Linked DNA regions of Homo sapiens: region 2 is linked to region 1. A link is a loop called in an ENCODE intact Hi-C map of the cell type or tissue named here. Cell type or tissue: IMR-90. All regions are shown on one strand. Links, peaks and the distances in the headings refer to the core of each region. The heading gives the core; the rest is flanking DNA.

Evidence for each region. Peaks named below come from ENCODE experiments on the same cell type or tissue, not always from the same donor. Only the 100,000 strongest peaks of a DNase experiment are listed, where the experiment ranks them.
Region 2: a loop joins it to region 1, with 2.0 times the contacts of the local background. A loop is called at or near these places in 3 of 110 quality-filtered maps.

What each region holds. Positions count from the first base shown.
Region 1 is chr13:101,305,697-101,308,629 of GRCh38, forward strand. The region is part of intron 7 of NALCN (sodium leak channel, non-selective); the gene reads right to left. Among named protein-coding and RNA genes, the nearest start is that of NALCN, 110 kb to the right of the region's middle. In IMR-90, for the core only: no CTCF peak of the experiment used is centred there; a DNase peak (open chromatin) is centred at 1,755; H3K27ac peaks cover 418 bases.
Region 2 is chr13:101,396,050-101,398,982 of GRCh38, forward strand. All of the region lies in intron 2 of NALCN (sodium leak channel, non-selective), which reads right to left. Among named protein-coding and RNA genes, the nearest start is that of NALCN, 19 kb to the right of the region's middle. In IMR-90, for the core only: no CTCF peak of the experiment used is centred there; DNase peaks (open chromatin) are centred at 1,882 and 2,342; H3K27ac peaks cover 139 bases.

The DNA of each region.
Region 1 (2,933 bases), core at 203-2,702:
CATTGTTTATCTCATTTTATTGGAAAAATGCAGTATTTATAAAAGTTTGTCCAAATTTTAAAGTTTAAAGTTGTTTATCCTTTTTGTCCCTTTGTAGATTGTAAACTCCATGAAAGCAGCCACTCTGTGTTGGTCACCACCATATTCCTAGGGCCTGGGCCAGTGCCTGGCAGATGAAACACAGGTATGTTAATCTGGACAAAACATAAAATGTAGATTAAATGGGCAAAGGAAAGTAACAAAGCAGAGAGAGGTCAGGGAGAGGGGCTGGTGGAAATATTCAAAGAGGAAACACATGTAAAAGGGAAGAGTGTGTTGGACCATGTGAAGAGCCACAATTATAGAGGTCAGCAGACTTTGAAAGCCGGCCAGTCTGCTCATCTGCCATCCTGGAGGGTCTCCAGGAGGGGACTATCCAGATTAATTTCCATGAATGGTGCCCGAGGCCAGTTGGTGACCCACACCAGCTGCCAGAGCTCCCGAGGCTGCAGACCTGCTTTGCTGACTAAGGATGCCCCAGGCCCTCATTGCCAGACTCAGCCACCTCCCTTGAGAGGTGCTGCATTCCCCACATCCCTTCCCACAGTATCTATCACGCATTGCTAGCTCAATGGCTCCACTTGTCTCCAGACACTGGCTTCCATTTCCTCTGCAGATGCCCATTTCATGGCCTCATGTGACCCTTCTCCCACGTCGGTCCTCAGAAATGTGGGCCAATGGGTTGTTTTACCCTCTATGTCGAGAAATTCCTCTAGGTCCAGCCGTGCAGGCACTGACAAAGCTGCTTTGGCCTCCCCTCTGCCCTGCCCTTGTCCTGGTGATTCTTTTATACCAGTCCTGATGCTGGCTTTGACTTTAGAGCCATTGCTTGTGTAGCTTCAGTGTTCACATGGCATTTGCAGGAGGTGGGACACCATCGTCCTCCACCTCAGCATCCCAAACGTTAGAATATCATCACATTCATTAAAGTGGCTGAGACTTGTCATGAATTGCTGTGGGTCAGGCTTGGCTCATTTAATCCTCACTGACACCTTAGTACTACAAACACCATTTTACTGATACAGAAAGCGAGTTAAGCCATTTGCTAAGGTCGCATGGCAAGGAAGTGCTACTGTGGGTTGGATCCTGCCCTCCATGCAAGCTTAATCCCCTGTCCCTATCAGGCTTTCTTTGTGTGGAGGAAGTTCAGGTGCTATTATCAGGTGCATTTTCTTGGACTCTGAGAACCCAGGCTCCTTCCTGCGGTTTCTGAGGTAAGGGGTGGGGCTCTGAGATGCCTTCAGTCCCTGGAAGAGCCAAGCATAGGCTGGGTTTGAAGTTCATGTTGTTGCATGATTATTAACCACAACCAATAGACATGAGCATCTTGTTTGGGGCCATTATTGTTATGAACTTCTAAGTCAGGGTAAGGTCTCAGCTTCATTTTCCTGCTACTATTATGGAGATCCTTGGGTGCTTAGCCCCTCTTTGTCGCTTGGAGAAAAACCTCATGTTTTGGTATGATTAGCTTCTGAGCAGAGCGATGGTGGTCTGGGCCCCATTAGACAGCTCCAACCCATGGAAGCCACAGACAACTGTTGGCCACAAACCCAGAACAGTCATAACTTTGAACTTCCTAGGACTGTCACAGATTACACAGATGGAGAGAAACATCCTGTTACACACCAGGCCTTTCTCTATTTCAGTTCTCCACCAACACACTGGCAAGTCGTTCTTATCACTCTTACATTAAAAATGAAAAGACTGTGGCTTAATGAGACTAAACACATCCCTGAGTTCACCCAGAGTGGATGTCTGGAGCGGCATTCCAATGAATCCGTGCTCGCCTCCACAGACTATGTTCTTTCCACTCTGCCATGCATGTCTGAACTTTCTGAAACTTTTCTTGGCTTGGTTTTGAGGAATTTGAACAAATTCCTGTCTGGTATACTTTGTGAGAGCAAAAATTCTGCTTTTAAAGTTAAACAGACTAGCCCAAGAAAAGGGAAGGGAGGAGGGGTGAAATTTCCTTCCTGCATTTTGGATTAGCAATAGTTCTTCTGTGCTTTTGCTTGGGTTGAGGAGAACATTTCTCTGCCTTCTCTGCACTCTTAGCTCCTCAAATGATTGTCCAACAAGAGTAGGTAAAGATAGTTTTAAATATTCTTAGAGTTCTAACCAAAATCCGATATTTAAAATTTAAAAAGCAGCAAGATTTTAATTATTTTCACTAATCTGTTAGGTAAATCAGAACAATATAAAATTTAGCAGTGACTCTGGTTTAGCTTTTGGGTGTATTGGGTGTACCTTTTGGATATTCCATACGATTACTGAAATTCTAACTATGGCTTTGTTCTGTGTTAAAAATGTAATCATTTGAGAAATATAAAATAGAGAAATTAGTTTATAACAATAAATTTGTTTTGACTTCAATAAATGAAGTCAAATTTCATGGCTTCATTTTTGGAATATATTTATAATGGACTGGGCATTTTGTCCTTTGGTTATTTAAGCCTGTAGTAGATATTGCTGCTTGCGACTCTAGACTCATTCTTCTCTTCTTCCTGGGCGCATGGCTGCTCAGTGAGGGAATATGTTTCCTAGAATTTCCTGCAAGGAGTTGTGGCCTTGTGACAAAGTTCTTCCTGATGTATGCAACTCCCAAGCCATCTACAAAAACTCCTTCCCTGGACTCATTTTTCCCTTCCCTTCCACCAGCTAGAAATAGAGAAGCCAAGGACAGACTTGGAGAGTAAGTGTTGAGTTTGGCAGAGATGCCACAGAGGCCTGCACTTTGGGATGACTTCATGGGGCCCAGCTCATCCAAATACCCACATACCCAGGATGGCAGCTTCAGAAAGAAATCAACTTGTGTCTTGCTTGAGCCATTGTGTTGTGAGTTCTCTCTTTAAAGCTTACTTTACCCCAACTATTACATAGACTGAGACTCAAAG
Region 2 (2,933 bases), core at 406-2,905, 91 kb after region 1:
AACACATTTTATACAAATTTAGCCCAGACATCTTTCAAAATTCCACAAAATAACTTTCTGTGCAACACTACAGGCATGTCTGCTGTCTGAAGATTTTCTTTAACCCCAAAATAAGAAGAAAGAATTAAAGATAAGTGTGTGTTAACATGAATATATATACAGGACATACAATCACTCATACTCAATATTTTATTATGAAAACTAGTATCTAGGATTAAAAAAATACTTAACTGCATCTCCATGCTAAACCCACCACAATTAATATTACCAGTTAATCAATTAGTATACAATTCTTAAACATAATCCAAATACGTTTTTATTGACTATCTGGGACATATATGAAATTATGATAATTCTTTAATATAATACTCTGAAAAAAATTTTAGTCTTGTAGTAGATGGATTCTGCAGCTATATATACTAGCAAATACTCAAGATGAAAAATAGAAAAGACTGTCAGAACTTTCAGGAGACTCAGACACTTGCAGCTGAGGAGTTATAATATTTATCTGACAGTTATAATATTTACATGAAGATATTTTGCTGCTAATTCCATACCACATAAGCCACTGATGATTCAGTTTACTTTAAAGGTTGATGTATTTTTCATGCAATTTGGAAGCACTTCAATAAACATTGGTGTGTGAATTTAGCCCCATCTGGACTTTCAACATAAAGAATCTAATTATACAAAAGAGCTTCCAAATATAAGTTCTTCAACAACAAAAGTGTTTTTAGTTTAAAGACATAATTTTAATGAAGAATTATTAATTTTAGTAAGTGCCTCCAAGGCCACATCTTTTATACTACCTTCTTCATAAGTTTGTAGAAAGCTCTGTAATAAGATGGACACTAAGAAAAAGTTAGGGGTGCTTCATTCTCTATTCCATTCAATTCTCTAAGTATGAATGAAGGCCTACTATGTGTCAGAATGCTGGGAATGGAGAACAAAATATGGAAGCAACACACTTCTGACTCCTGCTTTGCAGTCCAAGAAGTAAAACACCTATGAATGTATTATATATATATATATATATATATATATATATATATATATATATACATACACATACATATATATAATGTGTGCATATACACATAGCATGTTATATGTATGTATATATTATGTTTCATGTAAATACACATACATGTAAACACATGTAGTCTGGAAGGCAGATTAGAGAAAGAAAGACAGACTGGGAAGGACAACAAAGAGTCCATGCAGATCCTGCATGTATCATGGTTAGGGGAAAGACAAGCACTGCAAGAGGCAAAAACATGTCACATTATATAACATTATAAAACATGTTCTAGATAAGACATAATATACATATATCATGTATAGTCTCACGTATATAACATATATACATATTACATATACATGTTATATGCATGCACATATAAATATATGTACACATTATACATACATATAATATATATGTATATGCATATGCGACATGTATATATGTTATATACACATGATATTTATATGTGTGGGTAATATGCATATATGTTAACACATATAACATATATGTGTATGTGTAATGTGTATATATGTGATATACATATAACCTGTTATATGTTTATATGTATGTGTATATAACATGTATATATACCTAAGACAATAGATCCATAAATATATGTATATTATATAAATATACACACGACCTACAATGTATATAATGTAAATATACACATAATATATGATGCATATAAAAATACAGTTATTTATAGATAACTTTATATTTACATACAAATATAAAACAGGCTAAGTGGAAAGAGAAGAGAGGTACATTCTGTCTGTGGTGGAAATAAGCCTTTCAGAGGAGGATGCCAGAGGTGACATCTCATCCAGTCCTAATGGATGAGGAGGATTTGACTCATCAGAGGAGCTGGGAAAGGGTCACTGGGGCCAGGGAGCAGTACGAGCAGGGAAAGCAATGTGAACAATCCAGAGAGCCTAGAGGAGTAGGAGGCTGCTGATGGGGCTCAAGTGGACAGTGTGCTGACACAGGAAAGGAGCAGTTGCTGGACAGGTTAGGTCCTGAATGAAAAGAAGCAGGAATGTCACACTAACGTATTTTAATTTGCAATGAAGGTAATAGGGATGCTTCCATGATTATAAAGCAGAAGCGTGATGTGAATAAAAATAGAAATATAGAAAGAAATGTGAGCAGGCAGGGAAAGTAACCTGGAGGGCAGATTAGAGGAAGAGAGACTGGGAAGGACAGCAAAGAGTCCAAGCAGATCATGTGTGTATCATGGTTGGGGGAAGGACAAGCACTGCAAGAGGGAACAGGCCATTTCCTTTTGTTACTTCAGCATCAACCATGAGATGAGTAAGAAGTTGATCCTGCTTGGTTTTGCAGAGCTGAGATTCCAGCACTCATGGATATGCATGCCTGTCAGGCTTAGTTCTGGTTACTATGCTTTCTGGCACACAGTCGTGCCTGGCCTAGCAGTTCTTCTCAAATCCTCATCAACTTAATTAGGCGGTGAAGGTGACAAAGTTCTTCAGAGATACCATCCATTATCTCATTGACCTTTTACTCAAATTTTGCAAATCAGAAGGAGACCTTTAATTCCAAACATGTGCATATTGTCTCACGGATTCAGGAACGTTGACAACAAGTAAAGGAGGTTCATTCAGAACAGGTTGCTCATCTTGGACCCCAGCTTTGGATCAGCCTAAGAAGTGGTATCATCTCTACACCATGTGACTCTGAGGACAGGGTGCACAGCGTGGGGAGGGGAGGGGATCAGACTACCCAGTGCATCTTCCTATGTGAGTAACTCATAGCGACATCTCACTATTTCATTGGATTGTTCTCTACTTCCAGACTCTGAACCTCATCCATATTCTACTGCAGCTCAGATATTTCGAAGCCAAAGGTACATGATATTTGAATTTGTCAATCACATTTATCTCACATC